Regions from separate parts of the Homo sapiens genome. Here regions 1 and 2 are each linked to region 3. The links are chromatin contacts, found by Hi-C or POLR2A ChIA-PET in ENCODE. All regions are on one chromosome and are shown on one strand. The core of a region is the stretch at or near the end of the contact, and the rest is flanking DNA. Distances in the headings are between cores, read along the strand shown.

Region 1 (3,777 bases), core at 804-3,303, 2.0 Mb before region 3:
GCCTAGGTGCGGGGTTCGTGGTGATCTGGGCGCCGACACTTAGGCCGGGGGCAGGTTTCCTTCCTGGGACCCTTTCTCTTCCAGAGGCTCTCAAGCCTCTAAGCCCGTGCGCATGCCGCCTACCAGGTAGATGCGGCGAGGGCGAGTGGAAGGCAGCCTTGTCCCGGGCACGATCGGCGGACTCAGCTTTTCGCAGTCTCTGCTCCCAGCAGGGATTTACAGAACTGCTCCCGAGAGCGTTTCCCGAAACCGAACTTAGTTTGGCCCTCTGGCGCCGCCGTACAGTCAACGCTTCTTAAGGGGGATCGGTGGCTCTTGCTGCGGGAGATGTGGGAGAGCCCTCGGGGTCCTGGGGATTAGGAGGGAGAGTCAACGTGTGCGGGAGGGACATGAGGTGCAACCAGTTGAGGGGGGATTCTCTGGCCTCAGGGCCGGCGGGGATGCGTCCACATTTTCTCGCCTAAGGTCCTAGCGGCTAATGTCCGCCGACGCCCCGGGTATCTCGCGGGGGCTGCGGCCCCTGCCCACGTGCTTTTCCTTAAGGAGGCAGCGCGCCCAAGCGGAATCGCAGGGACAAAAGCGCGGCCAGAGGCCAGCCTGCTCGGCTAGTGCCCGCGCCACCTTAAATGAGCACCGCGGCCGGAGTCGGGCTGCCGGCGGCCGCGGCCGCGGGAGTCGGCAAAAGTTTGTGGCTCTGTTACGCCTTCGCGGGACCTGCTGGGGACGCTCCTGTGCGGCCTCCCCCCGGGCGGGGAGGCCGGGTCCTCAGGGCACAGCTCTGTTGGCGCCAGCAGCCCTGGGCTCGAGCAGCTTGGGGTCCCCAGGAGCCCCAGTCCTGTAGCCCGAGGACAGGCAGCCCCACCGCCCTCGCCGCCACCGCGTCACGGGCTCCAGGCGGCCCGGTTTGCACCGCTCGCGATGTCGCCGGAGCGGCGAGCGCTCCAGCGATGCCATCCAGGGATGCACCCCGCTCTGCATCCACCACGCAACCCCCATTCCTGTGCCACCCACAGCCCGGCGGGCAGTGGCCGTGCTCCTGGCATTCGGGACACCCCGACTATTGTTCCGGACTCGCGGCCGTGCCAGCTTTGAAGGAGAAGCGGCCTTCCCTGCGCGCGCGGCGGCACGAAGCGCGGCGGGCCGGGACGTTCGGCTCGGCGCGGAGGGGGAGCTCGCAGGCACCGGGAAAAGTTGCTCGGAGGGGCGGAGGCGGTGGGTGGTGGGCGGAGGCGGTGGGTGGGGGAGGCGATCGCCCTCCTATCTCCAAAGTCGAAAGTACTCCGCGCAGTTAACAGAGCTGGGAGCCGAGGCAGCCGCGGTCGCCTCTTGCGCGTCGGTCTGCGTCTCCGCCGGCAGACGCGGCACCCAGCGACTGCCTTGTCGCCGCCGCCTCCGCGCCGGGACGAGTGCGCCTAGGGGCTGGGCGAGGCGGCCGCGCCCTGGACCCGCCACAAGGAGGAGGACCAGACCCTGGGCCCCGGTGCCCGCCTGCGCCCAGACGCACCCACCCGCTGGCCGCGGCCACCGCCTCGCGCCGCACTCGGTTCTCTGCCATCGGTCCTTCGCCGCCTCGTGCATGAGGTCCTCGTCACCCCGCTCCGACCGCCGACTCTCCCCTTCCTCTTCCCTCCTCCCTGCCTCCCACCCGCCCCTCGCCTGTCCCTCTGCCTCCTTCGCAGCCCCGCCGCCGTTGGGTCGCCGTGCTCACAGCGATTGATTGATTGATGTTTAATTTCCTGCCAGGCGGGGCCCCCCTCCCCCCGCAACCTCCCCAGCCCTCCTCCCCGCCCCCCACTCCCCTCTTTTCTTGCGGTGGACCAGTCTGGCTTGGGTTTAGATCCATCCCCCCCACCCCCATCCCGAAATAATCCAGAGACTTCCCCTACCCCCACCCCAAATTATTATTTTGAAGGCGCTAGATCTGGGGACCGAAAGGGGGAGGGGGAGAAATCGGAAACCGAGGACAACCCAAAAGGACTCACTTTGCCTGATGACTCAACGCAACTAATAATCATCTCCCTCTCAGTGTGTCTCTCTCTGCGGCTTGTCAGTGAGTCCGGCTCTGGCTGCTGGCAGAGGCGGCCGAGAGGGGAGAGGCTGGAGGTGACAGCTTGGGCGGCCGCCGCGTTTCCTCCCGCGCGCGGTCCCGGGTCCCTGCGTCTTCTCGGCTCTTGGTGTTACCGGTCCCACCGCTCTGGCCGCGCCTCCTCGCGAGCTAGCCGCCCTGCGAACCAGCAGCCCCGGCTCGCCGCCGCCGCCGCCGCCTCCGGGTTCTCAGCCCTTTCTCTCCAGAACGGGTCTCCTTCCCGAAGGTGTGAAAAGGCTCTTTCAGCCTCCTTCTCTTCCCCCCTCCTCCGCCGTCCCCTCCCCCGCTCGCTCGGGTGTCCCTTTGGAGGAGTCCTTTCCCTCTCCTCCTCCTCCCCCTCCTCCCTCCCCCCATCATCATCATAACAACCATCTCCGCACCAGAAGAAGACACCCTGACCCAGGACCTTAAACATTAGGACCTGGGGAAGAGGGAAGGGGAAGGAGTAAAGAGGAAGACTAGGAGAACACTGCAAAGCCAAGCACCAGAAACTTTCCACCCTGGATTCTCTACTTTTGCTCCATGGACAGAGCCCCAGTCAGCCAAGTTTCAGACAGACCGTGAGCAGTAAGTACGCAGGGCGAGGGCTCCCGCGCCGCGCTCGGGAGTTCGGGGAAGCCCAGGGCCAACGAAGTCCCCTCCCCGCCGCTCTCGGCCTCTCGGACCGCGAAGTCGGGGAATGCAGGCGGAAGCCTCGCCCTCAGCCCTCCTGCTCCGTGTCTTCATCTCGCATCCTTCCTTTCACCTCCCCCTGCCACCCCCACCTTGTCTCCTTGACCCGTGGCGCCGACACTGCTCGCGCGGCCAGAGCGCCCACGAGGATTCCCAGCGCGCACGCAGTACGGTGCCGGGGTCTTGCTTCTTGCGGGTGTCAGTGACAACGCGAGCGCCGTTTCATCAGGTGTTTCCCCTCCTTCCCCGCCCCCCCCCACCCCCCCAATCCAGGGGTGTCGAGACCTGCGGCTTCCGTGGGGAGCGCACTGCCAACCTAGTGACCCAGAGGAAAACTTTCTGGAGCGATGTTAAAATTGGGGCGGATGAAGGCTGCTCTTGCACTAAGAATTCAAATGCTTTTTGCTTTTGTGTTTTATATTGAAGAGCTTTAAAAAAGCACTGGGGATCAGATGAAGATAAGAACGCTCCAAAATAATAACGATTGTAGCGCCCGCCTTTGTGATGGAGGTTATTCTGATAAATACCTCCAAGTGTTTTCGGATGCTTATTAATGTGGAATTAGGGTTGATTTTATGCAGGTGTGTGCTTATCTCAGGACTTGCTCCGTATAGGTAAAAAGCGGGTATTCAAGGGGTTCTTTCGCCCGGCCTTTGGCTCCTGCCTGGCCATTCACAGCGCATTTACCGGGTGGTTAATTCGGTTATGGACTTGCGCACACCCCCAACTCCCTTCCCATGTGGGTGGAACGTCTTTTTCTGAAGTTCACTTATTCCGCAACCCTGACCCCGGGACGGGCTAGGCTGTAGCACCCAGGAACGGTTTATGCCAACCCCGTCCCAATGAATGGACCACTTCTAGGCGCCCCTGGGTGCCAACCCCGGCCGCGACCCCGAGGGCTGACTTCTGGGGAGCTGCGACTGGGCAGAGTCGCCGAACCGAGGCGCTGGGCTTCCTGGGGGCCGCCCAGTGTAAGGTTGGGACCGGCTTCCCGGCTCGGGCCCCTCGGGCAGCGTGGG
Region 2 (3,831 bases), core at 464-2,963, 2.4 Mb before region 3:
CGGATGCTGCCCCCCACAAAGAACACTGGGGCCCTGCTTTCTCTCCATTTGGGTTTGAAGTGAGTAGAGTGGAGAAAGGGATGCTTTCAGAAATGTTATCTTACTTAATGCCCCCATAGCCTGTAGCTCCGTAAGGAACAGTCTCTCGGGAGAAAGAGAGGATTAGGAGCTGTGGGGGGAAAAGCTTTCCTTCTGGCAGTTTCTACAGCTAGAACCATGAAGCCCCCAGGTGTCACACTGTTTTCTCTGGAGAAATATTATAAGATTAGATGTAATGTTATTACGCTGTCTCATTTGGCAAGTAGTATCATTATCCGATTGTTTGGAAAGGTGAAATACAGGGGATTCTGGTTCTTTGCCCTACCATGGAAGGAACATTTGGACACCACATTACTTTTTTTGGAAAACGGAAGCTAAAGCTAGAGGCCAAAAAAGCTCTCAAAAGAGAAGATGAAGAAAGTTAGGAATATTGGTCTGATTAAAAAGCTCTCAAAATTATCTAGTGAATGCTGACATTAGATAGGTATTGGTCTTTAGGTAATAACATGGGTATGTATCTACTTTATGCACTTCTATGCAGATTTAGTAGAAAAAAATACCTAAATATATATTTAATTCCATAGGATCCCAGTGCATTTTGAGGATTTAAACAGATAAGCCAACCTCAAAGGGACTGATTCTTGCAACTAAAACACAGACACCTCTGGGGTGAAATGTGGCAACAGTTTGACAGGCATAGCAGTAGCTTAGGCCAGAAAGGATTTATCCAATTAAAATTATGGGATGAATTTTGGCTGGCAGAATGTAATTACCAGCCTTGGAATGGATCCAGGATCCTGAGGTTAACACCCCTCCTCTTGCCAACAACCCTCCTACCTGCCAACACTCCGAGATGGAGAAGGCTGGATCTGACATAATCGCACATAATACTGTTGTGACATCTAAGTACAATGATGATGATGTGAGAAGCATCATGAACCTGATTTTTTTTAACACTCATTATGTTACTTATTTTTATGCCACATTAGGCTAGAAACCAAATGTCCACATAAATGTTAATTTCCTCAAATCTGTGTTTAAAAATTATAATTAGAAAATAAAAAATAGATTTAAAAATTAATTTATTCCGTCAAAGTAGTTATTTAGTGATTATTTCACTACAGGAACAAAATTGGATCAAAATGGTGACATTTAATCCTTGCTACACGAAAAAAAAAAAAGCAGGTCCTGATTTTTTGGAAGCGAAATGTGTTTTCAAGGTTGAGTGGCCTAGAAAAAAAGGAAATGCGGAAGCCTGATTCATATTCGTTGTAACTTTGACTAAATGGGTATGCGCAAGGACTGCTTTTGTCCCGGGGTGGGTCCAGTTCACAGTCACGGGGGGCACTAATCCTCCAGGAGGGGATTTACCAGAAGGGTGTGTGTGAGTGCGTGTGTCCCTTCCAAGGAAACGAGAGAAGAGCCCCCTGCTGGTGCATGATCAATAGGCAAAGACCTGATCATTAGATGCCAATGCCCCTTTAAAGTCATTAATTGACTAGAGAATTGTGGAGGGTCTGGCGATACGGAAGAGCAAACGAAAAGGCAACACTGATAAAAATCTGAAGCGTTCAAGGACGCCAGGCACGTGGTGCCGGGTCAGGGAGGGAGAGGCAGAGCCAGCCCGGTCGGTGTGCGGCTGGGGTGGGGCGCGCTCCGGGCGTCCGGGAGGCGGAGCCGGCGGCAGACGCTGCGCGCGGGCCACGCGCGGCGGCGGAGGCTGCGCGCGGGCCACGCGCGGCGGCGACTTGGGCTGGGCGGTCGCCCTGCCCCACCGCCCTTCGGCGCTCGCAGGTCCGCTCCCCTCCCAAACCGCAGAGCGGCAGGCGCGGCCGCTGGTTCGAGAGCTCGGCCGGGGCAGCGCAGCCGCCGGCTGCCCCTCGCTCCCAGGCGCCACAACCCCGCGCCCTCGCCGCTGCTGCGTCCCGCGAGACCTGTGGGGAGGCCGGGAGTCACTTCGGGTTCCCTTTCAGCCCACGTGGTCCTGGGACACTCCACCCAGGAACCTAGTCGGCACCGCGCAGGGAATCCCAGCAGCGGGGTTCTGGCCCCAGCACGCGTTGCGGCAGCCTGGCGAGCGTCCTTGCGGCCTCCAAGTGCCGGTGGGGTGCGTGCGCAGGGGGCAGGTGAACTGCTGCACTTTGCACTTGCTAGGCTAGGTTCTCCGCGGGTGGGGAGGCGCGGGGGCGGGGGACGGCCGAGTGTTTAATCTATCACCAGAGGTCATCCAATGGTAATTGAAGGATGAGCTGGGAGGACTAGGATCTCCCTGTCCCAAACACAGAGTGTTTTGGGGGGCTTGCGTTTGGGTCACTTTCTGAGCCTGGTACTGCCGCTCATTTCAGCTTCGCTGTGAAGGTGAATTTTTCTAACACCATCTTTGTGTGATTTAGCTGTCCACAGGGAATCAAAATGTGGAATGAGAGGATGAAACTAATCCTTTCTTTTGCACTGTTAGGGGTTGCCATAAACACCATTTGTTAAAAAGCATAATTATGTTGGGAAAGTGCCTGATGAGACAATTAAGCTGCATAAACACACTGAAAACAAATGAAAACCAGAAGACGCCCACACCCCTTGTGTAAAGCAATTTTTTGTTTACATAGAAACGAGAGGTCTGGGTTGCTTTATTACAACAATGTTATTAATATCTAGAAAAACCTAATGACAGAATTTTTATGAATTTTCAGTGATGAGATGATGGACATGATATGAAAACCTGCCTGCAAACCTGAGCTAGCTACGAAGCCTGAGCTCTCTCTAGGTTAAGATGATTAGGCCAACGAATGATCCTGGCGAACAAGCCAGTGGATTTATTGAGGGAGAGCACCATTATTTGCACCAGAGCACTTTTAGCTTAAACTCTAAAGTTTAACGCGTGTCTCAGAGTTAGACCACTGTGGTTGGTATCCCTCACACAGGGAACAGTGGTTGGTATCCCTCACACAGGGAACATTACCTGTCAGAAAAAGACCCTCATTAAATATTTGTTGAATGAATTCATGAGGGCCTCATCTATTTTTAGTTATGGTATTTAAAAGAGACCAAAGTTATGAGGTCCTGAACTTGAAGAGGGAAATTATTTTCTTATTATTTTAAGATGTTTTAATTCCTTTAGATCATGAATATCATTTGAAGTATGGAAAGATGTGTCAAAAATGCTATTCTAGAGTACTAAAAAGTATCAAAGCAACCTCCAAAACCTGTATAATTAATTTTCAACAAAAATCACATTTTTGATATTATTGAATAATATGTATCAGAATATGTATCATCTTTCAAGTTACAGAATTTTGTAAAAAGACTTTAAACTGATTTAGAAACTTTGGTGGAACAAGGAGGAACTTAGACAATTGTCATGTAAACCATCCAAATGGCTTCCTTATTTATTTGTATAATGTCCATGGCATGGCCTGTAGACACTTTCATTTTTGCTGCAAGAATTTCTTTTATAAGAATCCACATATTAAATAATCTTCCTCATTTTCTTTTTCTGCATTTCCCCACTAAGTCTAGTTTAACAACAAAAAAAACATACCTGTTTGTAAAATAGTACAGACCTTGAAAACAGGGATAAGGCTAAGGAAAACTATGCTTAAAATGGGATAACATACTTTAATGAAAAACTTTCACTTACATGATGAAATTCACGCTGAGGACCCTGCCAGGTATTTTCCAGTGTCGTTACAAGGTTTATATGTATGTGACCATGTACACATGGTTTCTTATTTTAGTCAATCTGGAGATTTTATGCTTTAGAATTTTTCTAGGAATGAAATAGTAAAGTGCTCA
Region 3 (3,798 bases), core at 1,143-3,642:
AGATGCTGGTAGCTCAGTCCAAGTCCCAAGGTTTAGAATCAGCGAAGACAATGATGTAACTCAGTCCAAGGACAAAGGCCTGAGAACCAGGAGGAAGGGGTGGGGATAGGGTGCTGCTGGTGTAAATCCAGGATTCCAAAGGCTGAGCAGCTTGGGGTCGTTGTCCAAAAACAACAATAGAGGAAGATTGGATGTAGCCAGCCTTCGCACATAAATTGACATTTTCACCTTTTCTCTGCTTCTGTTCTTCCTGGGGTCCCCAGCAGACTGGATGGTACCTGGCCACACGGAGGGCCGATCTTCCCCACCTAGCCCACTTGTACTCACACGCTAATCTCTGGAAACACCCATACAGACACACCACAAAATAGCTTTACCAGGTTTCTAGGTATTCCTTAATCCAGTCAAGTTGACACTTAAAATTAACCATCACATCTTTTTTTCTTTTTTTTTTTTGAGACGGAGTCTCGCTCTGTTGCCCAGGCTGGAGTGCAGTGGCACTATCTCCGCTCACTGCAAACTCCGCCTCCTGGGTTCAAGCGATTCTCTTGCCTCAGCCTCCTGAGTAGCTGGGATTATAGGCAGGTGCCACCATGCCCGGCTAATTTTTGTATTTTTAGTAGAGATGGGGTTTCACTGTGTTGGTCAGGCTAGTTTTGAACTCCTGACCTTGTGATCCGCCTGCCTCAGCCTCCCAAAGTGCTGGGATTACAGGCATGAGCCACCACGCCTGGCCAAAAATTTTAATTTATCAAATTTATTCCTTTACTGATGCTAATAAAAATCTGTGGTGGCTCACGCCTATAATCCCAGCACTTTAGGAGTCTGAGGCAGGAGGACTGCTTGAGGCCAAGAGTTTGAGACCAGCCTGGGGAATATAGTAAGATCTCATTCTACAAAAAATAAAAATTAGCTGGGTATGGTGGCCCATGTTGGTGGTACTAGCTACTCTGGAGACTGAGGCAGGAGAGTCTCTTGAACCTTAAGGTCGAAGTTAGGGTCAGCTGTGATCGCACCACTGCCCTCCAGCTTGGGCAACAAACCAAGACTGTGTGTCAAAAAAACAGAAAAAAAATCGTTTGTGTCACCTGATCTGAAGAAGGGAGGGAGTCTGGTGAGAGGGAAAGAGGGAGCAAGGCTGCAGGTCAGGAGTCACCAGGGACAGGTTATCTAAGCTCTCAGTCCAGTGCCATTGTCCATATATCTCCCACCTACCGCTAGCCTCAGGAAAATGGCTCCTCACTTTACCCAAAGTAGATATGGGGTCTTCCTGCAAGAGGAATACACCCATACCATTTCCCTCCCTTCAAACGACCATACTGACCCATGGTATGGTTAGTATTTGGGTTGCAGGTTTATCACATAGCGAGGTACTCCTCTCTTTGTGATGGCTCTAACCTTGATAACTACCTGTTTTCCTCGGCTGCTTCCGGGACCCATCTTTCTGAGCCTTTCTTTCTTTTTCATCGTCGAAGTCAAAGACCAGTGTGACAGTACAAGGTTATATTATAATTGATGCCCAGGAAAACAGACTGCCGTATTCTGATCTATTAAAATTCCTGATTTAGGAATACCGTCTAGGATTTAAGAGAAACATCTAATGAATGTTAATAATGACGATGAGTGGTTTTCTAGGAACCCATAAAGTAAAAGGCTTTAAAAGGGTGGCAAGATTGTCACTGTGCAACTCAGCAACGATTTGTGAGGCTCAACGAAATTCCTACCCAAATTATTTGCAATTATTAAACAGAAAGAATGAAAAATGACCTTGAATTACAGGGCGAAAGATGGGACTGTTAAGACTGTCTTCGTAACTAAGCACTGTAAAGACTGAGACAGCTGCAAGGGAAAGTTTTCCTCGAGCTCTTCCAGTGAATTTTGGGAAAAGGGATTGAATGTCTGAGGTCTCTTCCAGCTCTGAAACCGCAGCGTTTCGTACAGTGTTCATTTTTTTTTAATGGGAGGGGTCTCGGGGTCTTGCTCTGTCGCCCGGTCTGGAGGCTTGAGTACAGTGGCGCGACACGATTACGGCTCACGGCTGCCTCGAACTCCTGGGCTCAAGCGATGCTCCCGCCTCAGCCTCCAGAGTTGCTGGGACTCAGTGTCTGTTCTTAACTCCCTTCGTAGAATCCACTTTCCTCCAGGGCAAAGTTACTCACTTAAGGACCTTACGGCTCGGCTCGGGGATTTCCTGGGTCACCACGCAGGCGACTTCAGGGCCCAACCGTGTCTCCTCCCCCACCCACAATGCACCTCGCGGTTCCCTCTAGGTGGCAGTTCTGTCACGTGTCACCCGACGGAGCGCGCTCCCGTTTGGCGCACGCGCAGAGTGCAGCCCCCAGCTATTTTTCTCCGTGGCGGCGGCGACGAGCGGAAGTTCTTGGGAGCGCCAGTTCCGTCTGTGTGTTCGAGTGGACAAAATGGCGAAGATCGCCAAGACTCACGAAGGTAAGCGGTCTTTCCCTGCTTACGTGTTTTCTTCGTTGCTAGCCTAATAAAAGCCTTTTTTCCTAGGATTCTGCCTTTTTCTATGGTTTCTTTCGTAGGAGCTGAGCCCGCGTTTCGGGGCCAAGGGTCGTCTCCTCCGCGCCAGCGGCGCAGGCCACTGCCCCGCGTAATGGCGTCCTCCTCTTACACCCCCGACAGGCGCTTTGTTCAGTGTTTGGGACCTGCTACTTCAGAGTAGCTTCTCTTCTCTGACCAGAGGGCCTCGTTTAAGCGGCTTCCTCAGTAGGATTCGTGGGCAAGGGATCGGGGAAGCGGGCGTGGGGAGAAGGTCTCACTCGCCTCTCGACACTGTCGTCCCCATAGTTTGTGCAGAAGAGGGTCAGAAAAGCACTGAAATACGGCAGCCGCTTTTCCGGCAGACTGAATCGAATTTGGTTAAACCGAGATTCCGTTACTCCTACCCTTGTGTGTCTTCAAGCGTCAGTTACTTGTTTATTTTTCTTGCACGAAACGATTTGGGGATAAAATCTGGTAGTTGTTTTCCCTCCCTTAGTCACTTTTAGTATAATATTGATCTTTTTCTTTGGAGACTGGTTATTGGAGGAGCAGATGGAAGAGGAAAACATAAATTACTTTCATTAATGGCCGAAGCTTTCAAGCTAGTTGATCGTTTTATGGAATACAGAGTGTGCAAATTAGGAAAACGTTGGGAATAGACTGGAGTTCATTAGGAAGTATCCAGAGATGACAGAAAATGGGATCACTTTTCAGAAAAGACGAGGCATGAGAAGTTGGAACTGCATTCTTTGATTTCTGACTTGGAATCCGAGATTTTCACTGAGAACGAGACTTCTAAGTCACTTTTGTTTCATATGTTCTTTCTGGGTATTTGGCTCGGTATTAGTCTGTGAGAGGTAAGAGACTGAGGCCATCCAAAATTTTACAGTCTGATAGGAGAAACAGATGTGTATGTTCTCATTCTCTCATGAGGCCAGATGCATGCTTAAGTAGAAGAAAAAGCAGCATGTTCTGGGAACCTGGGTAACGGAATGATTATGTTTAGGGTTGTTTCACTGAGGAGGTTACATGACCGTGTTTTAAAAGGATCAGTCAGTTTTAAATCGGGAAGGACATCTGAGCCTGAGAACATCTTGTAACAAGGTATTGAATCGTGAAAGGTGTGTTTGAGTAGTAGTCCACTGTAGCAGGAACAGAGGGTGCAAGTAGAGAAGAAATAAATGAATCTGGAAAGGTTGGATTAGGACCAGAATGTGAATGGCTTTGAATAGTTGGGTCACCCAGAGGACCTGAAGTCCAGCTTTCTGCTATTTATCAAACATGCTAATGAAT

What was found. Hi-C counts contacts between places; a loop is a spot of excess contacts on that map. ChIA-PET counts read pairs that join two places held with the same protein, here RNA polymerase II (POLR2A). Pooled maps may share reads with other maps.
Region 1: a loop to region 3 is called in a map of gastrocnemius medialis, with 7 times the contacts of the local background. The contact joins the promoter of SATB2 here to the promoter of SF3B1 in region 3. A Hi-C loop is called at or near these places in 1 of 168 maps with a recorded cell type or tissue (gastrocnemius medialis) and 9 of 50 pooled maps. POLR2A ChIA-PET finds 5 or more read pairs at or near these places in 1 of 52 experiments (CD8-positive, alpha-beta memory T cell).
Region 2: a map of naive thymus-derived CD4-positive, alpha-beta T cell shows a loop between it and region 3 (28-fold over the local background). The contact joins the promoter of FTCDNL1 here to the promoter of SF3B1 in region 3. A Hi-C loop is called at or near these places in 1 of 168 maps with a recorded cell type or tissue (naive thymus-derived CD4-positive, alpha-beta T cell) and 5 of 50 pooled maps. POLR2A ChIA-PET finds 5 or more read pairs at or near these places in 1 of 52 experiments (T-cell).

The regions. Positions count from the first base shown.
Region 1 is chr2:199,456,215-199,459,991 of GRCh38, reverse strand. SATB2 (SATB homeobox 2) reads left to right here and starts at 2,053. Exons shown (of 11, transcript NM_001172509.2): 1 at 2,053-2,653. RefSeq lists an enhancer at 172-466 and a silencer at 733-862.
Region 2 is chr2:199,849,074-199,852,904 of GRCh38, reverse strand. It overlaps FTCDNL1 (formiminotransferase cyclodeaminase N-terminal like), which reads left to right and starts at 1,713. Exons shown (of 5, transcript NM_001363886.2): 1 at 1,713-2,165. RefSeq lists an enhancer at 1,247-1,821 and a silencer at 1,653-1,932.
Region 3 is chr2:197,433,622-197,437,419 of GRCh38, reverse strand. It overlaps SF3B1 (splicing factor 3b subunit 1), which reads left to right and starts at 2,392. Exons shown (of 25, transcript NM_012433.4): 1 at 2,392-2,448. The coding sequence starts at 2,421. RefSeq lists enhancers at 1,944-1,993, 2,014-2,323, 1,565-2,764, 2,509-3,055.